2 separate regions of the Homo sapiens genome follow, and region 2 is linked to region 1. Evidence: chromatin loops called from intact Hi-C (ENCODE). Cell type or tissue: heart left ventricle. All regions are shown on one strand. Links, peaks and the distances in the headings refer to the core of each region. The heading gives the core; the rest is flanking DNA. Region 1 has its middle 140 kb from the start of CRPPA-AS1. Region 2 has its middle 240 kb from the start of CRPPA-AS1.

Region 1 (12,412 bases), core at 3,691-8,690:
AAATCTGTTTATAGGTTTGGAGTGCTTAATATACTGTTAAACATTAGCACAATATAATCACTGTAATGATCAAATAACTACAAACACACCAATATGTTCTCTAACCTGACAGTTGCTGACTTAGGGCGGTGACTTGAGAATCACCTTTCAGCTCACTGGGTTTGCTGAATGCTCCATTCTCATGCAAAAAGCAGATTTTCCAAAGTTTAGCTAAACCTAAATTATGAATGGTATCCCTTTGCATTCAGTGACAAAAATTGTGTTATTGAAGAAGTATTTGCTCTAAATCTCTCTGGTATTTTGAAGCACCTACATGTACGAAGGGGAGAGGTGTGTCTGCACATGTGTGTATGTGATGCGTACTTATGCTGGCCAGCATAGTACTGTGGTGTACGTATGCTGGCCGGCATAGTACATATGGTGTGCTGTTCCTCCAACACACCACGTGTCCCCTGGGCTCAGGTCTCTTTTGTTTACTTTTTCTCTGCCTGCAATACTCCCCTGAAGGTGACTATATGGTTTGTTCCTTTCACAACTTTATGCATTGCTCAACTGTCAACTTCTTAGTGAGGTGTCACTGGACCACCAAATTTTAAATTACAACCCCACCATCCCAGGACTCCATACCCTTCTCTGTTTCATTTTTTTCCCATAGCACTTAATGCCTTCTACTGTATGACTTATTTTTTATTTTATATATTTATATTAAATATAACATTTTGTTCTGTTCTCTAACACCAATACACCTGGTACATCTAGATGCGTGTGAAAACATTTTTTGAATGAATGAATACACTTGAGGATGATGCAAATGATGTCAGCTGTCTATCTAGGTATGGCTATTAATGTGTCATCTTTCCACTAAAAACATGCATTTTCTTTTACATTTTATGTTTTTTCTAATACCCAAATGCTGTGGGTTCTTTCCCCCTCAAGACACTCTTCTGCTTCCTCCATTTCCAACTGCTAACATCTCACTGGCTATCTAGTCTGTCCTCAACCAGTGTTTGACATTTCCTGGTTTACTGAGAACTACCTCAACAAAGAGGGGTTTTCCAAGACAAAAAAAAAAAAAAAAAAAAAAATCCCATAGAGAAAAAAGAATTGGCCCCACTACAAGGGTGAAGAGAACTTGCTGCAAGAGGTCACATAAGCAAATTGAAAGATACCAGAGATATAGGTTACATCTACTCAGAAGGAGAAAGAAAATGGACTGCCCACGGGATCCCCTGGTCCCCTTCCTCAAATGAGATGTCTCTGGCATAGGTTCCATCTACTCCCGTTCAAAGGCAATAATTCACTAGTGGAGCCATTTGGACACATGGCTACTTTACAATCACTTGAGAAGTTCTCTAGCAAATGAGTCCCGTGAAGATGTCTACAGTGTAGGTATGATTTCAGAAGATGGATCTGCCTGAATGATTTCTTGTCTGGACTTGGCCAGGACTCTCTTCCTAGTCTAATTTTTTCAGACTAGATTTTTATGAGTATCAAATAATAAGAGCATTTTAGATGTCTCTAGTAGCTGAGATCAAGTCTTAGACAAAAGACCTCTAAGACTGAAATATAAATAGAGAAGAGTTCAGGATGACATCATGCTGTATGCACACCAGAAGTGACCACAAATAACCTACAATAACCTTTAAAATTAGTTTTTTCCTGACTTCATAAAACAATATTTTATTTGGCAGGCATCTATTGGCAAGCTTTTTCAAAAGCTCTATTTGTTTTCTGTATCCAGGAAGACACAACCACTGTTTTCACATAGGTTTCCTCCTATGCTGTGGTTTTGCCATTTTCTGCTTCTTTATGAGTGGCTGCTGCAGAATATTTTTCTTTGGGACGTTTATTAAGAGCAATAAGGATATGAATGAAAAACCATCCTCGTAACAATACAGGGTAGGTTTCTCCTTCCATATGTAATGTTGACCAAATCCAAAGTCAGAAGTGAAATATATCAACAGTGATATCATTGCTTTATTCTAAAGCAATTCTATAATACTATACAGCTGGATAAAAATATTCTATAATACATGAAAATAAATCAACCCATGTACCCTTTGATGCATTAATTAAATCCAAGGTTAGAAAGAAAATGTGACATTGTAACATACCTTTAGATAAAGGTATAAAATCATGCAAGCCAAATTGAGGTGTAACAGAGAGCAGGAAAACATAACTTCAAAGTTCTCTCATAGGTTAGCCAATTGTTCTATCTTTTAAAACATACTCCCATTATAAAGTAAAAGTGATACATTTTTTTCTAAATGTGTTAACATATTCTAAAATTTTTTCTGAATCTAATTTCATATCAAAATCTTCTTCCACTATTTCCTAGAAGACAAAGTTGAGTATGTGCAAAATCTTTGAAAGTATAATAAAAACACTTTCCAAATAAACAGCACTTCTAGAATAAGTCACTATATTACATTTTCTTCTATTTCATGTTAATATTGTACTCTCACAGAGGCAAAAAGAGGAAGGTTCCAATAATTAACCTTGTGCTGTTGACCTAACCAAAATTAACTGGCTCTGCAACAATTTAGTTGTCCATATAAAAACAGGAAGAGAGATTTCCCCAAGTAACCCTTATTCACCATGAGAAAAACAGCTGGTGCTCTCTCCTTCCATGTAAGCCTGTGGGGCACGGATGAAAGGATGTATATTTCTGATATCCTCTCTTGTAAATGGGTGGTTTTTTCAGTGGAAGTGTGCCAACACTCAGTTCCTGAGAGGCAGGGGCCCAAGAAAATCTGGTCAAAATATTTAGAATTATTTCGATACAAGATGAAGTCTGTGAAAATGAACAAACTTTCCTTACCAGCGTTACATGAGTAATCACTGCAAAATAATAATGGAAATGTATACCTTTTCCGCCCAAGAAAGGCAGGAAAGATTAATAAAAAGCACTGCCCTTCCAACAACAAAAATCAAAGTTTTAGTACCAGACTTTTTTGTGTCCCTGTTTTCCAGTAGTTCTGCTACATTTCCCACAGTACACTGCTGGGATTTTTTATTTTTTATTTTCGCTACGCATGCTCACACATCTGTTGCACATGTGTGATCAACCGACTAGATTTTCAAGTTAAATGGACAGAGTGGGCAGAGTATTCCTTTGAGAGTTAGGCTCTGCCTCTGGTGGATTGCCGCCAAATGCAATGGTGTAATAAAGAAAAGAAATCTGCTCATTTGAATTGCATTGAAATGAACTGTGTCGTCTCCTAAAATACCATATGGTAATGATCCCTGGAGGTATGGTGCATAACACCTAGGTCTGGCAGACACCATTGGAAGGCTGTAAACGTCCCTGTGTAGTCAGGCTGTGAAAGGCAAGATAGTTGACAAGAAGCATGCAGGGTGAAACAAGAATCCTATCTGACGTCCCTCAATCAACTCGAAATGAAAGAAAATAGACTGAACAAAGAAATCCTAGCAAGTCACCTTGGACAAATCCTTCTTTTCCCATTAAACAGCATTCTTGAATCTCACTTCCAGTAAAGTGAAACCTTATGGAAAGAAAGCTGTTTCACCTGAGCAGTAGCCAGAGTTTCTTTGCAGCAAATTATCTCAATAAGACTCAAGTGTACGTCTGTAAGGCAAAATGCAGTCTTCATAATCAAACCTCCACCAGAGCTGAGCGCAGATGGACCAAGTAACCGGAGACGCCAAGAGTCATGCCTCTGCTTCGGCTAGCACTCTCGGTGAACCTGATCTTCCCACAGGTAGTAGTAGCTAGTGACCTGCACGTCATTCTGTGAAGTTTCTCAAGGGAGACGCACCACACATCCATACAGCATACTACACACACACACATATACAGTTTTTTAGTGAGGAGAAATAATTCAGGTGACATTGGAGAACTGGCAGTGAGATATTTGAAATGTCTCTATGCCAGACAAGAGAAAAGGATAAGTACAGCTATAGAAGCTTACAGCATGGGCTTTACAACAAAACCCCATTAACCATCAGTAGTTACAAAATTTTAATTTATGTCAATGGTAAAATTTTGATCTTTTATCTTCCTTGAAAAGGAATAAATTTCCCACTAAGTCTAAAATCAAGATATGTTGTATAGAAATAACATGGGAAAATACCTCAAGAGGTTATCCTTGCTTGTATTTTTTCATTTCTAATAATTTGATCATAATGGTGTATGTTAACGAGGTGCAAGAATTCCTTAAACTCTGGCTTCTTCTCATCCTTCACTTTTCTTTCTCTAGAAGTGCAGACAACTAAAGAAAATTCTATCCATATACCTAAATATCAATTTGAAATTTATATGATTGTGGTTCTTAAGTTTCCTGAAAATTAGCTTCATTTTTTATGTCAAACGTGACTTTGCATTTTGATTTCTATAATTCCTTTGTGACAATTTGGAGGAAACTTGGTTATCATTACTTATAAAAACAAAGATACTGTGTAATAAAATAGCAGTTAGTATACATTGGTAGTTTCATCTTGTATCAGTTAATAGCAACTCATTTAATCTTAACCATAACCAAAAAAGATAGGTGTTATTACCCTGGTATTTTACAGATGAAGAAACTGAGATTTATCAGGATTTTGTAATTTGTTCAAGGTCAAAAGTAAGCAATATACCGGAGATGCAACCCCACCTTGCTTTTCCAGAGCCAGCATTCTGAAATGTCTATTATACCATCATGATAAAAGGTTTTTGGTTTGGTTTGGTTCTTGACATTCAGACTCTAGAATTGTCATTTTAAACATGTCTTCTTTCTATTTTAAGACCATCAAAAGGGAAAATTCTATCTACCTCGACAATTTCATAGCACTTTTAAAAACCATTATGTAACTATTTTTCCTTTCTTCAGATCTGAAGATTTCCCATGACTAAAACATTAATCCATTGTCTCTGATTTCTGCCACTAATAATATTATCTAAAAAGCTTAACTTTTTCTTCAACCTTTTTTCCTCCCACAGGAAAAAAAGTTTTAAAATCTCACCACGGAAGTCATTTTGCCCCTGCATTCTAAACTGATGAACTTTGCCAAAAGTAGAGATCTATGGGTAAATAATATGTAAGTAAATAGGTGAAAAATGTATTCTGAATGAAGTAAATGTTTTCAATCAGAGTCTTCATATCTGTAAGGTCTCTTTCTTTCTTTTTATGAGTCATTTTTAGTTGAGGACTTCTGAATATTAAGATCACAAAAATGACTCTTGGAAATTATGTAGTAGGCAGCTGACATTTCCAGGGATATTCATATTTCAGAATAATTCTTATAATATCAACACAGATGTTTCTTTTTTTCATTAACTGTAATATCTTCAAATTTGGTGATACTAAAACACCAAATAAATCTCAGCCACTCTTTGTTGATAAAGAGAACATTAGATTCTGAAGCCATGCTCAAATTCATGTATTACAACACTGCTTATTATTTCAACAGAGGAGCTCTGGGTGCAAAACATGTGGGAAGAATATTTATCTTCTTACAGATCAGAAAGCTGATGTATAGGGATTAAAGTATATTTATGAAGTCAATAAAATATTAACAGAACTGTGATGAGCCAAATCTGCATTCCATAAAAGGTCTAAAATTAATCTGAGTTTCCAAATGACACATAACTAGTATTTGAAAACATCTTATAAAATTAATGTATTCCTGTATCTATGCTGTTCACTTCAGCTCTAATTTGGACTGTCAACATTTTATCACATTCACAGGAAATTCCTAGGAGTTTGTCAATCGATCTCAGAGCAGAAAGTCTGAAGCAGTCACATACATACACATATGCCTTTTTTAAATTTAAAGAATGTGTATCTCTAAAATGCACAATATCATCTGTGCTAGGTCAACCTAACAGTACTGAGTTTGCTTTTCGATGAGGAAAAAAAAAACTGCAGAAATGCAAATTCTCACTCTTCTCAGCTTGGCACTCACAGCTATTTTCTGGCTATTTTAAGGATGCTACTAATTGACCTGGATGGAAAATATGAGTGTAGCTGTCTCTTTTTTTCTAATTATTCAGAATCTTAATGATTCCAATAGAGGCTTGATTTGTTCTTTTGCGCATCCAAATGAACAATTCCTATATTGTGCTGAATTTTAGTAAAATCGTTAGATGCGTTTTAGGGAAAGTGAGTAGCCATCTCTGTCCATTCGCATCTCCAACATTTTAGGAAATAAGCTTCTCATCAGAGATGGTCTGATAATATTCTTAAAAATTCTTTTCAGATTTGAATTACAGTTAAGACACTAACATATGTAGCATGTCTCTCTCTATGTGTGGGTGAGAGAGAGTGAGCAAATAAGCCAAAAATAAGGATTTTGCAGACAAGCCTCAGATGAATGCCTCAGAGATTTTTAGTCCAACTGCATTCTCTCCGGTTAGCATACAATGTACCCTGTGTGAAAACACTCACAAGTAAACAGGAATTTGAGCTCAGCAACACCCCTGCTTACTTTCTCTTCCTCTCCCCTCCCCTCCCCTCCACATGTCTTTTTACTTCCTAATCTGCCAAATCAAATGCTAAATCAGGAGCAATACCCTACAATTAGCTTTTTCAATTAAAATGTAGAGTTCAAAGTTGACTCCAGAGTGAGTAATTGCTTTTGAAAACCACAACCAGCAGGCAGCTGCCAGATTATTACAACAGTTTATTTAACCTCAAAACATCTGATCAATTTTATTATCTGGGCAGAAGGCAGATATCCTGGAGAGTAGGATTTAAAATATACTATACATCCTAGTTGTCTGAGGGAAAATTAAAATTCTTCAACACCATAAGTATCCTTTTGCCATCACCTTGCTGAGAAAACAAACTCAAACCACAGTTTCTTCATTCGAAAGTCAACAGAAAGGAAGAACATCGTGACATTCAGCTGGGGTGGGAGGGTGGGGAAGGGGCCAGGAACAGACAATTTACAAAATTACAAGGTTTAAAAACATTCAAACATCCGGCTCATGATGTTTGGGGTTTTTATTCATCCAGAAAGGAGAAGCAGAGAGGGGTGCCAACCTCACCAAAACAAAGAGTATCACGTTTCGAGAATCCTGATTTGGCTGCCTTCACACTGGTGCCCTTATTATTCCAAAATCCACTCTATGGCTCCAGTAACGCCGTGGATTGAAACCGTGGTAATATATAAATAGACTGGAGGGCTCTCAGAGCTCCTCCCTCCACAGAGTGGCACCTCGAGGAATTTCTACCAACTCCTTTTTTCTGACCCTATTACCCACAGCCTAACAGCCTTTCCTGCAGATCCTTGGATTTAATTCCACAATGTCTCTGCAAGTCCATTAGAGCCTAAGACATTAAGCAGGTGGTATTATTTCAGCCCCTCCCCAATCTTCTTCAGAGGCGATATTGGGTAAGAACATAGACATTAGCAATCTGTCTGAATTTTGATCCCAGTTCAACTGTTTACTATTAAATAATAGGATGATCTTCAGCAAATAACTTTTCCATTGCTCATTTTCCTCATTCATAACCCCATACCTTTGTTGTGAAGACTCAACAATTATGTTTAAAGTGCTTACAACTGTGACAGATACATAATAAGTGCTACGTAAGTTTTAGCTGTTGGTTTTTATCACTCACTCAGGATGCAGGCTTTAGTTCCCCCTGGCTCTAAGCCTTGCCTGTTGGACAGTTTTACCCAGTCTCAGGTCCAGCTCCTAGCCATTGGAACATCTCTTCATATAGTCTGGATGAAGGTTCAGAGAGCTAGCTACCTGGGCTATCCTTGTGCCTTTACTTTGAGGTCACGTTGTAAGAAAGCTGTAATACAGTCATGTACCTCTCATATTTCCAGAAGTGTAACCACCTTGAACAATGCCCCAGATGGATGCAGAACACAAGTAACTCTCAACTGTAGTTGTCTCCAAAATACACCATCATTCGCTGCCACAAGAGTGTTGCTGGACACTACTTCCCATCTCTGTATTTGAAGAACATTTGCATTGCATCTTTTCTGCCCTAGTCCAACAAACGTCAACTTGACAGAAAAAAAAAAATTCTCATCACAAGACAATTTAGAAAGTGTTCATTGCAAATGAACCATTTATTTCTAGAAAACGACACTTCAATGTCCCCAAAAACACAAGAACACCATCTTTGTGTTTTATTTTTTGTAAAAGATCTTTGACGCCTATTCCCCAATCCCCATTCGCTTTCCCTTCCAGAACCATGCTACTGTATTTGATATCATTGAATTTCTATGAATTCTTATAGAATATGTAGCATTTTGTATTTTAGTGTAAAGTGCACTGATTTATAACCTAATAATCAATGAAGCTTATTGATTCATACAGATTGTTATTCATTGTTACTTTTAAGCTCTCAACAGTGTTCTTATAATATATGCGTGTTATTTTGTCTACATGTCATTTGTTGCTTTTAATTACTCCAGAATACTCCAGAGTATGTGCCTACTGCATTTTTACCTAACCACTCAATGCTTGCCATATACAAAAATATTAACATCCAATAGTTAACCTCATATTCCATCAACCTGATCTAAAGTCACAGTGATTCTGGTTAATTCAGCAAGGGAACTTTTTCCCTCCAATCTTTTATGTAAGAGTTTTCCACCTGAATTATCGAGACAAATAATTCTTTCACTTTCTAGTAAAGATGCACTTAGAGAAATTAGCATTTTTTTGTTTTGAAATCTGATTGTTGGCAACCAACATGTTTTCTTGATAAAAGTAAATATCTTTCAGAGACACTGAACAACATAAAACACAGACATCTTAAAAGCTTTGTGGAGGTAGTCAGGCCATGAATAAAATCTAAATAATAACAAGCCAGCTGTGTTTTCAATATCTGTCAGATTTTATTTATAAAAATGTAGAAAAAGCACAAAATCCAAAGGTGTTTATTCAAGTTTCTACACTGCAGCACTATTTGATATAATGAAATACTGGAAACAATTTTAATATATATTAATAGAAGTCTGGAGTCTGAATAAAAGATAGGATTTTATGCAACCATAAAAATGAAGTACTTCTGTAAGTACTGACACGGAAACATCTTAAAAATACAGTCAAGCCACTGAAGAATATTTTTCATATGACCCAATTTTTATAAAAAAATTAAGGAAATATGCATATATAATAACCTGTTTATATACAGGATTGCATGTGCTAGAAAATATTGGAAGAGATTTCAACCTGCACAGAGAACAGCAAGGTCAAAGGGAAGGAGAAAAAATATTTGTTTACCTTTTAATCGTTATCCTTCAGTACAATTTACATGTTTTTATTTATCTACAACCAATATGTGCTAATTTCATACTGAACTTTTCTAAACATAAGTAAAATAAAATGTGACGGGTAAGCCTGGCTTTTGAGGTAGGTTGGAGGTATGGTTTTACTTACAAAGGGGAGTAACGAAGGAGCCGACCTAGTCCTAAAATCATTCAGGAAAGGAGAGGCAGATGTAAAAAAAGTATGTGAAGAGCAGCCATATCCCAAGTCACTTATTAAACGGCAATGTACAATCAAAATAACTTTGTTGTTTCCCTGTTGACACATCAATTGCAAAGGTGTGTGTGTGTGTCTGTGTGTGTGTGTGTGTGTGTGTGTGTGTGTTATTGCAATGGAAAAGAGAACAAAAATGTTTTCATTTAAATAGAAGAAGCAATATTCAGTAACTGGAGGAGTTAGTGAAAAACTCTTGTGGCCACTGATAATAACAATAGGTAACTAAAAAAAGAAATCAGTTAGAAATGGTTTTCAAACAGCTAAGATCATAAGAAATTAAGTTTTTTCATTAAAAATAAATTTGAAATAACCATACATGTGCTTTTTTCCTTGCTGAAAATTATGTAAATTCAAATTTAAAATGTACTTTAATATATAAGGAGCTAATAGCATCTCGATTTTTCATAAAGACTTTCCTTTCGAACTTTGAAAATGCTGTTTCATTGCTCAATGTTTCAGAATGAATTATAGAAATTATTTTTAGTTTATCTCCAAATGATCAAACACAAAAAGTGCAATCCAAAATCGAACTTGGAGTCTTATGTTAGAATTTGACCGTATTTCAATTTACGGAAACCAGGAAAAACATATAAAATATTTAATGAAAATACAAAAAAAAGTTAAAATACAGGCCATTCATTCTAGGAGAAGTGCTTTTACTCTTGAGAAATACTAACTGTTATTTTTCCTAAGGCAGGTAGCAGATTGTTGCTTTAAACTTGAGAATTAAACATTTGATTTTGCTACTATGTAAACAAAACAGTTGCCCAGTAAAAAAGTTTATCTGGGAACACTGTAACAGAAAATGACAGACTAACAGGTAAATATTTTAATCATATCCATGGCAAATAAAAACAACAACAAACCCCCCATAATTTGATGAAGCGTTCTCCTACTCCAAGATGCTTTACATTGTTAGATGCAAATAATCTATATTTCATTTCGAGACAATGATTTTAAATTCTGAATTTTCACATATAAACATATTAATGTTACATAGTATATACTAATTTTTCCTGTCAGTTTTTCTTTGCTCATCAGAATATTTAATAAAATGTGAATGAGAAAAAGTTAGAATATAAAAGATTCTAGATATTTGCACTCGAATCTTGCTTTCCTGCCAGTTTACCAGAAGCAAGGCAACAAGCAAAAGGAATTTATGATGTTATACTCCCTCTAGTGGGCATTTTTTAAATGGAAAGTTCAGCAACCTCCCTGCAGGCGCCAGTGCATTTTGAGTTTCATGATTCTCACCCTCCTGAATGGGAAGGTTCTTTGCAGGTTACCCTGTGATGGAGAAATTCTAGAGTAAATCAGCTTATGATTTGCCTAAGTGTCGTTCCCTCAGGAAAGCTACCGTTTCTATCTTAATATAAGTATTGTTAGGAAATTACGTCTATAATAAATCCAAATTCCACTCTTTGTACCATGTAATTCTTGGGCCTCATGAAGAAACTGGGAAGAGTATACTCTCTTTCCCATTCTGCCAATCCTCATGGTATATTTTTAAAATATCTCAGAACGAGAGTAGCTACTAAAAATGTGAAAATCAGTAACATTAAGAAGCCATTTTAAAATAGGTTGTTTCAGGCAGGGGTAACAAAATAAGAATGCATTATTAATAATCCATGAAATTAGAAACATCAAATGGTTATATTCTTTGCCATTATATATGCCATTGCCAATCACAACCAAAACTGCGTGTTGAATCCCATAGACACTAGTTTGAGCGTAGAAAATATGCCCCAACAATGTTTAATTCAAATTTTAAAATGTTTTTCTCTTTGTATGAAACTATATAATTAATTTCTATTTCATGGAAGATCTCGAGCAACTTATTATTTTTGCTAGCCCACAGCAGCAGGAGAGCCCTGTGTGAAGCCTAAAAGGCCTCAGAAGACTCACCGCTCAAAGGGTGAAGCAAAAATATGTGTAAAAAACAGCAAGATTTTGTCAGAGTAAAGTGACTCAAGGTATGTCTATCTCACCAGATGGTCGAATTCATCTTCCCAATTTAAAAGGGTTCATACTACCAGGCATAGTGGCTCACACCTGTAATCCTAGCACTTTGGGAGACCAAGGTGGGCGGATCATCTTGAGGCCAGGAGTTCAAGACCAGCCTGGCTAACACAGAGAAACCGCATCTCTACCAAAAATACAAAAATTAGCCAGGTGTGGTGGCACACACTTGTAGCCCCAGCTACTCGGGGGAACTCAGGCATGAGAATTGCTTGAACCCGGGACGCTGAGGTTGCAGTGAGCCCAGATTGCGCCACTGCACTCCAGTCTGCACAACAGAGCAAGACTCTGTCTCAAAAAAATAAAAATAAAAGGGTTCATAACTGGAGGTTCCTCAAAAAATTAAAAATAGAACTATCATATAATCTAGCAATCCCACTCTGGGTATATATCCAAAGGCAATAAAATCTCCACCTTGAAGTATCATATGTACTCCCATGTTCATTACAGTGTTATTCACAATAGCCAAGATATGTAAATAACCTGTGTCCATCAATGAATGAAGACAATATGGTATGTGTATACAATGGAATATTATTCATCCTTCAAAAAGAAGGAAATCCTGCCATCTGTGACAATGTGGATGGACCTGGAGGACATTATACTAAGTGAAATAAGCCAGAAATGGAAAGAAAAATACTGCATGATCTTACTTATATATGGAACTAAAAAAAAAAAGTTTAACTCATAGAAACAGAGTAGATGAGTGGTTACCAGTGGTCAGGCAGGGGTGGGGACAAGGATACATTAGTCAAAAGTCACAAACTTGCAGTTATGAGTATTTCTGGAGGCCTAATGTACACTGTGCTGACTGTAGTTAATAATATTGTTACTAATCTTACTTTTGCACCAACCTAATATATACTTAATATTTGCTAAGTGAGTAGATCTTAAGTCTTCTTACCATACACACAAAAGGTAAATTTCTGAGCTGATACA
Region 2 (12,412 bases), core at 2,974-7,973, 100 kb before region 1:
TAACTATCTAGATAAAATTCATGTTTTAAGGAAAACGTATTACTAGAATTGAACCAACAGGAAGAAAAATCTCAGTAAACTGTGGAAGAAATTGGAGCCAAATCGTTATGGTGGTAAATTTTCTCAATTTTCAAGGAAGAATATGAGAATATTTATATAGTCTCATTTTGAGGATTATGCTTCTACATGTGCAGGTGAAGGCAGACTCAAAAAGCAGAATGTAAATAGTACCTAAATGCTTTATGTAAAAAATAAATAAAATTTAAAAAGAAATGACAAACTTAGAAGAGGAGGGGAACATTGTGAATATATATGACAGAAATTTAATATCCTTAATATGCAGAAGTTCTTAGAAGCAAATTAAAATTACATGGGGCATAATAGGGGGCAAAGGGCAAAATATTGAGGTTTGCTCAGGTTTATGTGATGGGCACACAGACTGGTTGCTCAGAAAGAATTACAAATGACCAAAAAGCTATGAAAAAATTATTTGATGACTATTAAAGAAATGCAAATTACATCCACAATGACACCTAATTTTAATCTGTTTAATAAAGGTTAAATACAATAATTATTATAATGTATTGCTATAAAAGGGGGGAAATGGGAATTGCCAAAACCATCTAGGAAAGAAATCTGAAACAGTAAAGGAAGAGACATTAAAGCTGACATTCATAATATTTTTGCCCAGAAAACCCAGTTCTAGAAAATGATCTTAAGAAAATAATTATACATGCACAAACCAATATATAAGAACAATCTGGATGTTTTCATAATAAAGTGAAAATAAAGTGAGTTTCATTAAAAAGTGAGAAACATTCCATATGTGTATCAAAACTGAATGGTTTGCATATAAGGTGATTTATCTACTTAAGAAGTTGTTTTAGCCATGAGAAATCATACTAACAATAATTTAAAATTTTGGAAATTTCTATAATAATGTGTAAATTAAATAACTCAATAGAAAATTACATATGTGGTACAATCCCAATATAAACATGTTTGAGCATGGATGCGTGTGTTTTATGTGTATACAATTATACACAAATGTTAAGAAGAAAAGGCTAAAAATTATACAAAAAATTTAACTGTGCTTATTTCTGGGTGATGGAATTAAGAGTGAGATTTCTATTTTTTCTACTCATGTTCTACTAATACGTTTATTCAGAAGTAGTAATCATTCTAAACAGCAAGCTGCAACCCTCTTCAATGGAATTGGAAAGTGACAAATATGAAATGAATGGTTCTCCAAGGCATTTGATTGCTATTAGAATAGGCTTAGTCTTCCTACTGGCAGAAAAAAATCCAAAATAACCAATAAAACTTGTTCACACAACTGTGCTGACAATGATATTAATGCCTAGAACAACACAGCAGTTAACTAAGGGAAAACCATGCTGGGTTTGACTCAATGAGAACCAGAGGAGGGTAAAAGCAAATGGAAAAAGATGAAATTGACAGGAAAAGCAAATGGTAATTTCAAGCTCCCGGCCTGGGTGGGCAGTTTGGGTAGGAAGCTAACCTCTCCAGAGTTTGGGTTCACTGACCACAAGTGAAACAAGGATTTGCAGAGCAGGCCAGATCGAGGTAAATAGCTATAAAAGTGTTCTGCCCTGTAAGTACCACCCTGAAATATAATTAACCACCAGAACAAAAGAAAACAGTGCCCAGGGTTTCTCCATTCAGGAAACAAATCTAAAGAGCAGGAACTGGAGCCATGTGCCAACACTTCCCCAAGATCAGAGGCCAAGAAAATAGCATAATATCTGAAAAATAAATTTGGTTAGATTCTCGCAGAACTTTCTAACTCACCTCTTTGGAACTGTACTGTTTAGTTCTAAGGACCACTTATGAAAGAAGTCTGGGTATTAATTCTATCCTAAAACCATAACAATTATGAAGTTATATTTACATGGTTATATTTACTTTGGTAAATTATATGAGCTATTTCTAACATATTGGAAGAAAGAGCTAATCTACCTGGATTATGAAAATGCTTATTCTACTTTAAAGATAAACACACACACACACACATACTCATATACTTATAAGTATGTATATGTAGATTTAGTAGCTTCAATTCTTTTTTTTCCTGTTAATCCATTTAAGCATTCAACCATTCAACAAATGTTCTGTAAATACAGGACATTTACTATGCCCTAGGCATTAAGAAGTATATAAAGTTATACAAGTCACATGCATACTTCTTTAAATCTAGTGGGAGGGAATAAAATATTAATATATAAATATAAAAAAAGGCTCTTACTTGCAAGAATAGGCTAGGCTACACTATAGTAAATAACAAAAACAACCTGATACATCAGTGGCTTCCCATAATAAAGGTTTATTTATCATTCACCAAAGTCTTAAGGAGGTAAATTGGTTCTCCAGAATGATGTTGCATCACATCATGACCCAAGACCACAGGATGCTTCTAAAACATGGCTTCCAAAGTTGCTGTCAAAGGAGAAAAGAGATGGAAGAGGCACATTGGCTCTTAAATATCTCAGAGCAAAAATGACCTGTCATTTCATTTACTATTTGTCAGAATTCAGTAATACCGGCCTTTAGTTGGTTACTCTGTGAAGCAGACTCAGCCAACGATTTACATCCAAGTGGTTTATTTCACAAGTAATACTGGGAGAAATCAATAGTGAATGAGAAACACAAGATATGAAACCTAAGCAAGGAGGCAATTTCAGTCATTATCTATGGATATGCCACTGGATGTGGTGAAATGAACACACAGATATAAAACTCAGGCATTTCCACATCTTAAAGATGAGGCAGCATCAGCACCTGGAGGAAACATCTAAAGGTGAAGGTTCCAACCATTAGCAGCAATCTGGCACACAGACTGGTTACAGGGAGATCTGAGGGACTGGGCAGGGCAACAATAGTGTCTGCTCCAAATTGTAACAAAATTCAAGGAAGCTAAAAAGAAAGAATTGTCCTCATGAAGAGTAAATTTTGTAGTAAACATGTGGTGTTGAGTCTGCCATGTACGAGGCTATGTGATGTAAGCAGAGAACACTGCAATAGCTTAGTTATAAGACTGAAGGTTGACAGTTAGCTCCGTTCATCTTTCTAGTGATTGCAAAAATGAACAGAACAATGAACAATATCAATATTGATATAAATTCTTTATTGATCAAAGGATGAGTGTGTGTTTTATATATCAGATAAGTATTATACTATTATGTCTAATAAAAGAATATGGACTAAAATGCAGATTTCAACAGTAGTTTCAAAAAGCATAGGAAATCAACTTAAAGAAGGCTAATTATTTTCTTCTTTTAGTAGAAAAGGCTTTTGATGTATTAGCCTTAGAGAAAAATGTTGACCACTGATTTAAAATTATACATTTATTAATGTAAATGAAGGAAGTTGCTCAGCACAATGCCTGCACAAAACAAGTTCTTGATAGATATTTATTTTGACATTTATATTACCTAAAACCAAAATAAGAAAGTGATTCCTTAGCAAGCACAAAATAATTTTCATGTATGACAATGTTAAGCTCTTAAGAATTTCTTTTTTTATAATAACAAAATTTGTTTTAAAAGAACCTTAAGACATAAATGATCCAGTTGTGATTCAGACATGTAAGAGAAACCTAAACTCAGCCTTCAAGCCCAAATCAACCACATTTCTAATTCAAGTGAAGAACACAAAGCATTTTTTAAAATTCAACATCATTACAGACATAGTCTGATCCTTTTCAGAGATTGTTCTACCTATAACTTTGTAGAAATTTCTTAACAGATTTTCTTTCAATCTTGATTGTGTTTTATTCCACGTTTTCCTCTCTTTTTTGTTAATTGGCTCCATTTTCATGTAATTATGCTACTCATATGGTGATTTTCACATTAATGCATACAGAACTACTATGCTATGTGATTATAATAAAGATGGTTCAGGCCCGGCGCGGTGGCTCAAGCCTGTAATCGCAGCACTTTGGGAAGCCGAGGTGGGCGGATCACGAGGTCAGGAGATGGAGACCATTCTGGCTAACACGGTGAAACTCCGTCTCCACTAAAAATACAAAAAATTAGCTGGGAGTGGTGGCGGGCACCTGTAGTCCCAGCTACTCGGGAGGCTGAGGCAGGAGAATGGTGTGAACCCAGGAGGCGGAGCTTGCAGTGAGCCGAGATGGCGCCACTGCACTCCAGTCTGGGCGAAAGAGTGAGACTCATGAAGGAAGGAAGGAAGGAAGGAAGGAAGGAAGGAAGGAAGGAAGGAAGGAAGGAAGGAAGGAGGGAAGGAAGGAGGGAGGGAGGGAGGGAGGGAGGGAGGGAGGGAGGGAGGGAAGGAAGGAAGGAAGGAAGGAAGGAAGGAAGGAAGGAAGGAAGGAAGGTCGGTCGGTCATGGCCCAGTTTTTCCATTGCATTGTCATTAACCAGAAACACAAGAATAGTATCAACCTTAAAATATACCGTACCTGGGTTTAAACAATCATCTCAGTTACAGAATTATCATTATTGAAGGTAAAACCAAAATACTGCACTAATGCTATGCAGCCATAAAAAAAGATGAGTTCCTGTCCTTTGCAGGGACATGGATGAAGCTGGAAACCATCATTCTTAGCAAACTAACACAGGAACAGAAAAGCAAACACTGCAAGTTCTCAGTCATAAGTGGGTGTTGAACAATGAGAACACACGGACGCAGGGAAGGGAACATCACATACCAGGGCCTGTCAGGGGGTAGGGGGTCTAGGGGAGGGATAGCATTAGGAGAAATACCTAATGTGGATGACGGGTTGATGGGTGCAGCAAACCACCATGGCACATGTATACCTATGTAACAAACCTTCAAGTTCTGCACATGTATCCCAGAACTTTATATATATATAAACTTGACTGCCAAAAAAAAAAAAAAACTGAACACGCTGAAAACATTTCATCCATAACACTATGTCCTGAAGGTTGTTCCTCACTGTATCTATTGACTTGACCCATCCAAACAAAGAAAAATTCCCAAAAAGAGCAAGTACTGCTAAAGACAGATAGCAGTACTTCGAAAGTCCTAAAAAAAAAATCCTAAAACATTGTTCTTATGCAATCATTCTTAGAGCAGCAAGAACACAGCTCTCAGTTGGCTTTAGCTGCCAAAATAAAACCCAAAGAGTTGTAAAAATCCCACAAATTTAGTTCAACTGTTTAAAACATATTTTTGAACCCCCTGCTATGTGCTGAGCCCTATTGTCTTCTGTAAGTATAAAAATGTGTAAGACATTTTCTTGCTGATACTGGAATAAACACATTTAATCAAAGCCTGATATCAAGTCTAGATAAATGATGGCTATCTAAAGAATATTCCCAAAGAGATCCATTAGCATTATGATTCGGTCAAAACTGGTGCTTAAATAATAATTAACAATCATTTGTTAAGCTCCCATAGCACTCTAGACTCTGAAATCAACCTAAATATATGAAACTTTCACTCATTCCCATGGTGATTTTGGGAATAATGGCCCTATTGTTTGAAGATCTCTCATCTCTAATTACTTATCTGCAAAAAAAAAAAAAAAACCATGCACATTGAGATGCTTTGTTTCATTACATTTAATAGAAAGTTTACACATGGAGACTGCCCAGTACTTTGTACATATGCTACACTATTTGTCCTTAAGTCTACGGATTTCCTTTACTTGGCATGAATTATAGGAGAAGTGCCTAACACCCAGACTGAGTGAGTTATTCTAGCTTATGGTGGTGTTGGAGAGAAAAGTGCATAAACCAGAGGATGTCATTAGACCAGTGACAATGGAGGAGAAAATATCCAGTGCTGACAGCCCTGCTCACTTGCAAGCTGATGGGTGTCAACGTGCAGAGCAGTACAGACAGAATGGCTTAGGAAGGGGTTTGCCGCATCTGGCAAGAAAGGAAGTGTAACAACAAAAAGAGAACAAAATATTGTATGTCTGTGTTTGCTCCACCTAGGAAAAGCAGACACAATGAATCTACAGTATATATAGAGAAGGAACTAACCACATGTATTAATACCGTCTTTGTGCCTCAGCTGTAAAACAGATTCTGGGCTTGTAGTTAAAGTGGCTGCACAGATGGGGCCTTTTCCCCTTTCTTTGCAATATTCTATATTCTAATTATGATTTGCACTGCTTCTGGCATGAAAGCAAGGCCACTGATGTGGCCCCAAGAGTAGGCATGATAAAAAGCCAGGCCCATGAACTCATGCGGCCGCTCTTTTCCACTTCCCTTCTCCTCCTTCTGCTAATTCACTATGAAAATTTTCTTTTTTTGGACAGCTTTTGGAATTCTTCAGTCTGTCTCTGGTTCCTTTTCACTCCCTGAAAGAAAGAAGATTCAACCTTCTAAAGGAACTCAAGACTTACTGGCAGGAGAGGGAGCATAGACTGATTAATAATGTGGTACAAAACTCTGCAAGTATATAAAGTGCTAATAGCCGATTATAGTAAAATAACTTTTAAGGACTAACTAAATTATCTTGGAGTCTACATAAAATCCAAGCGCAAAATCTGTATCATAGGGCACAAATCTCCCACCTCATATGGTACTTCATTTTGGCTCTAAATGTGAAGTTAGTTAATTGTAATACTTAAAGGAATAACACCAACAAGTTAATGAAAATCTCTATATACGATGTTCCAAGTCATCTTATTTTATTTCTGTTATTGCCAGAAGAGCCTTACAAATCTTCTGTCCTGTAAAATTGATGTTTAATGAACTTCACCTTAATAGTCTGTCAAACTCTTATGAAGAACAAATGTTCTTCATAATTTATCATGTAAGCTATATAGCTGTAAATATAGGAAAGAATCTTACATAATTTGTACATATGTTTTAGCTCTTTAATATACTAACACAATTACCAGGTACACCCTTCTATTTCAGTGTCATCTTTTTAAACACTCAAAGAGAATTTTTCTTCTTTTTTGTCTGTTGCAGTCATTTTTCCCCCAGAATCTCAATACTGGCTTTTGCCATTAGGTAATCAGAAGCATTGCTATACTTACTCATCAATTCATTCAGTTATCCATTCAGCAAATATTTACTGAATGCCAACTATGTTCCAGGAATTATTCTAGGAAGTACAGTAGTTCATAAAACAGAATGGAGCAAAAATTCTACCCAATAGAGGTAGATAATAGGTAAAATAAACAAGTAAAGTGTATAATAAGCTAGATATATGAATAGATGTCATGGAAAAAAATTAAGAAATGAATATATAAACAAACAGAATGGAATATCAAATATTGTGACCAAGAAATGTTTCACAGAGAAGGATAGTTAAATGCATCTATAAAGAAAGACAGAAATACAGTTAGATGGACTTGTGATAGAGAATTGTTCTGTAAAGGAAACAAGTACAACAGTTTTGAAGATAGATTATGAGTGAAGCATGCGAGGAAGAGCAAGGTGGTGAATGTGGCCGAAATAGATTAACAAGTAGATGATGATCACAGAGCCCTGAACAGACCATATTATGTAGAACACTGTAAACTCATTCCTACTCTGTTTAAGATGAGAAGACATTGGAGAGTTTGTGTAAAAGAGTGACATGTATGAATTTATGCTTTATAAATCTCTTATATCGATGATAAACTGTTGGGATAACAAAGGCAGAAACAAGGATACGAGTTAGGAGGTTATTGCAATTCCTTAGACCAAAATTGATAATGATCTGGAATGAACTAAGAGCCATGAAGAGAGTACAGACTGGTTGGATTATAGATGTATTTTAAAGGTACAGTGAGCAGCACTTGGTGACAGACTGGATACAGGTTATGAAAGAAGGAGAAAGGTCACATATGAATCCCAGGATTTAGGTCTGAGAAAATGAAAATGTGGAGTTGCCATTTATGGAAATGGGGAAGACTCATTGAGAAGCAGGTTTGAAGAGAAAGATGGAGTGTAACTTTGGACTTGCTAAATTGCAGATGCTTATTGAATATCTAAGAAAAGAGAGCTGAAGTTGAGAAGAGAGGCATAAGCCATTTAAAAATCAAATGATTTTTAAAATTATGAAAAAGATGAGGTTGTCAAAATAGTGAGTATAGGGAGAAAAGAGCAGAGTCTAAGGACTGAGCCTTGTGGTACTTTGACAATTTGTGTTCTGAGAGATTAAGAGAAATCCTCAAAGGAGACCAAGAAGGAGCAGCCAGTGAAATAGAAAAAAATTGGAGAGTGTAGTATCCTGGAAGCCACATAAGGCAACTTCTAGAGAGGAGGGAGTGATCAACTGTATCAAAATCTGGTAAAAGTTTAAGTAAGATGGTGAAAAAATAAGAACCTACCATTGGATTTAGTGATATGGAGGCTGCTGGTACTTTTGGTAAGAAAATTATATTAGAGTAGTGAGTTCAAAAGCTTATTTGGAGAAGGTTTAAAAAAGAAGGTAGGAGTAGAATTGGGGATGAATTTAGACAATATTTTGAAAGGTTTTTCTGTAAAAGGAAATGAGGAAAATCAATGGTAGCTGAGTGGGAGGATGGAAGCAATAATATCCTCTTTTCAGACGGGAGGAATAAGAGCATGTTTATAGGTTGACATAAACAATTCAGTAGAAAGTAGGTGGAAATGATACAGGAAGGAGAAGAATGTCTTGAAGTAGGAGAGAAAGCAAGCAGTCTCCTGCCACATGGAGAGATTGTCATTGGATAGGAACACCCTTAAGTCATCCACTGTCCAAGAAACACATGCAAGTATGTGGTTTGTTATGATGGCAGGAGCTTGTGGAAACTCTCTTTTGAGTGTTTCTATTTTCTCTGGAAGCAAGGTCATCAGCTAGGAGTTAGGGTTTAGGAGAAAGTATTAGAAGTTAGAAGAGAGAATAAAAAGTATGAAATATTTTTCAGGGGGAGTGGGAGAATGAATGATGTGAAGAAATAAGATTGTCAGGTGGCATTAAGGACCCACTTGAAATTAGAGGTCATAAAGTTGAAAGAAGACAATCATTATGGTTGTGTTTTTCTACAGCCATGTCTACCAGTACAAAAGCAGATGTGGAGTAGGTAGAGAGATGGATTTCATCACAGGTTAGCCAGGGATGAAAATGTCAAGACAGATACAAGACAATAAGGAGAGAAGATTATTATAATGATAGAACATGGAATGTAAGGTGAGTAAATAAGAGGACCAAAAGTTACAGTAATGGACAAGGAAAAAGTGGTATGAGCAATTGATTTCAGCCCCAGTGGGATACAGTGGGAGTGAACTGGAAAGACAAGTGGTGGTCATAGAGAGAAATGCCTGAAATCGACATCTTTAAAGAAGTTAACAATCATTGGTAAAAACAAGAAACTATACTGTGCAGCCATAGTACGAATTGTCTTATGTAGATGGAAGGTGATAATTTAAGAGAAGAGGATGTCAAAGAACTGAGAAACTGATTGAAAATAGGTTTTGAAATCACAAAGAATTAAATCAGGAATAGTTTGGAGAAGAGCAACTTTCACCTAAAAACTAAACTCCTGAAGGAAAAAGAGAGAGTGACCTGGAGGCCAGTAAATGAGCGAAAAAAGGAAGGAAGGGTAATGTATAGTCTCCCAGCATGAGCTTTAAAGCTGCAAATATGTACAAGTGAAAGAGAACAGATTACCTAGAAGTGTCAATGAGCAACAAGTGCATCTGCTTCATCACCAGGCCGAGTATTTAAAAATACTTTTAAAAAGCATTTTCATTTTTATAGTTTAAAGTTCTCGTACGAGGCCTGCCATATAATTTAACCTAATTTTTCAGACAATTAAATTATATGATTAGTATTATTGACATCCTCTATTATATAGCTAAAAAACTGCCCATAGTCATGCACATAAAGTTTACATTATTCCAGATGAATTAATCAAATGTCAATGGACAGAAAACAAACTCACTTAAATATTCTTTTGGTTTTTAAGTTGGAACTCTCAAACAATAATAAAGATAAATCCTCCTGGGACCAGGCACGATGGCTGACGCCTGTAATCCCAGCACTTTGGGAGGCCGAGGCGGGCAGATCACAAGGTCAGGAGACCAAGACCATCTTGGCTACATGGTGAAACCCCGTCTCTACTAAAAATACAAAAAAATTAGCCAGCTGTGGTGGTGCACACCTGTAGTCCCAGCTACTCGGGAGGCTGAGGCAGGAGAATTGCTTGAACCCGGGAGGCAGAGGTTGCAGTGAGCTGAGATCACGCCACTGCACTCCAGCCTGGGCAAAAGAGCGAGACTCCGTCTCAAAAAAAAAAAAAAAAAAAAGATAAATCCTCTTTTACGTGTTGCTTTGAAGCCTGGGAGTCGAGTGTGGCACCAGTGGGAGATTACTGTTGGCACAATTACAGACAAGCCAGCCTGCCATGTGGCACTAAACGCCTGTGCTGCAGCCATGATCTCAATCTTCCAGGCACTCTACCCAAGATTATCTAGAAATTTGGTGTTAGTCTACCATATTAATAAGAAATATTACATTTGTTTCTTTCCTGTAAGGTGTGTGGTATATAGTTAATTGTACGAACAGGGCCAGAGAAAAAGTCAAGTGCTTAATTATAAAAGATGAAAGACCCAATTCAAAACTGCTTTTTGAGGCTGAATATTTTGTCATCTTTTATTTTTTCATTTATTCCCTCAAAGAACATGTTTTGAGTGCCTCACATAGGCAAGGCACTTTGCTGGCCAGTAGAGTAGCAAATGGAAACTTAGCTTGTGACAGTTTACAATCTTCTTGCTCTTATGAAGAATAAGATTTATTCACCACCAAAAAAGGCACATAAATATAGGGGGGTGAGAATAATTTTCATTTGAATATGTTCTCCTATGTATTTCCTGAAAACTCTTGAGAAAATTGAATATATGTAGGAGGTCTTACAACACTTGAAATGAAGAATCAAATAAACTCAGAGAAAATCAGCTTCTAGGTAAATCTCCTGTGATTTTGAAAGTCAGAAATAAATGTTTGTGTCACCCCTGACATGGGGACTAGGTGATTAAAATCAACTCATATATCTTTTTTAAAAAGAAAAAGTATGAATACTAAGAACACAGATAAGATTAAATAAAAACAAGAGAGACCTGAGGGTTTAAAAAAATGCATTTGGCCATGATTCCTCTTAGGAGCAGCTAAGACAAAATGAGTAGTGTTGCAGAAAGAAATGAAAATCCCCAAGGCAACCCAGCAAAGGAAGAAGAGGTTCTCTTAAAGTATAAATGGGTCTTTGTTGAATTTTAACAAGCCATCAATGCACAGATTCCTGGAGATGTCTGAAGTTCTTCATTTAATGTGAAAATACTTTACACTTTTCCTTAAACAACAACAAAAAAAATTCACCCCACTGGCAAGGAGCCAAAGCTTGCACATTTTTTGAGTCACCACAGGAAAAGAGAAAGATGAGAGAGGCCAAGCACTTCCACATTCACACTGGAGGAAGAATGTGCCCCACTTCCCCGAGTTCTAATCAGTGGCAGTTCTGGATCCTGATTAATGAGCCCTTCCGCGCTCTTGGCCTTTCTACCCCCAACTACTGCTCTATAGTTTCAATTTTCACTCCAAATCTGGAAATGCCTCCTCAGCGAAGAAAGCGCTGAGATGATGTGGAGGGAATAAATGGGAAACGCAGATATTAGTGCTACCTGGCCAGCAGGAAATTTGAACTGTATCAACTGAGATGGCCCAAAGAGCTGTTGAAATGTAAGATGAAGTTCAGAATGGGACTACTATGTCAAGAATATGAATTTGAATTTCTTTTTGGAGGAGAGAGAAGGGAGTCAAAGTTTGAATTAAACGTTTATGAGTCAATGGGACACACCATCACTTTTTTTGTTGTGTCCTGCTCTGGACTGAGACTTCTCTGAGTCAGCTGCAGGGAGGCTTTTTAGTATTTACCCTTCTGAAAAGGACTTTCTGCACCATTTGGGTGGCTGAGCTGGACTAGCTTATCAATGGGCTATGATTTATTTAAATATGTAAATATGATATTGACAGACATATGTAATAATCATAAAACACCTATTTTGCATATGGTTTACTGGGCACTGTTTGGGTTTTATAAATACTAACTCATTTAACCTCAACAGCATGGCTATATGGCCTGAAAACTGAACACAGGAAATGCATGTAACTAATCCGTGGTCCCACAGCTAGGAAATGGTAGTCCTGGGATTTGATGATGGTTCCAGAGCTGGTGTTCACAAGTAATAAACCATGATGGTTCCAGAGCTGGTGTTCACAAGTAATAAACCATCTGCTTCACTTTTCCAATAAAATCTCTGATATGAACGCTAGTGATAATTTTCAAAACTGTGTACATACACAAGAGGAACTAACACTTCAGTAAAGTAGAAAAGGAAGCAGTATTTAAGAAGGTAACACAGAACAGTGCTTAAGAATTGAAACTGAATTTGAATTCTGTCTTCTGCCTGTTTCCAAGCAGACTTGAACAAGAAGGAACCTC

What was found. A loop is a pair of places that touch in the nucleus more often than their neighbours do. Peaks named below come from ENCODE experiments on the same cell type or tissue, not always from the same donor. Only the 100,000 strongest peaks of a DNase experiment are listed, where the experiment ranks them.
Region 2: a loop joins it to region 1, with 2.8 times the contacts of the local background. A loop is called at or near these places in 3 of 110 quality-filtered maps.

The regions. Positions count from the first base shown.
Region 1 is chr7:16,060,808-16,073,219 of GRCh38, forward strand. No RefSeq gene overlaps it. Among named protein-coding and RNA genes, the nearest start is that of CRPPA-AS1, 140 kb to the right of the region's middle. RefSeq lists a silencer at 1,617-1,911. In heart left ventricle, for the core only: no CTCF peak of the experiment used is centred there; no DNase peak of the experiment used is centred there; H3K4me3 peaks cover 1,585 bases; H3K27ac peaks cover 3,793 bases.
Region 2 is chr7:15,961,799-15,974,210 of GRCh38, forward strand. No RefSeq gene overlaps it. Among named protein-coding and RNA genes, the nearest start is that of CRPPA-AS1, 240 kb to the right of the region's middle. In heart left ventricle, for the core only: no CTCF peak of the experiment used is centred there; no DNase peak of the experiment used is centred there.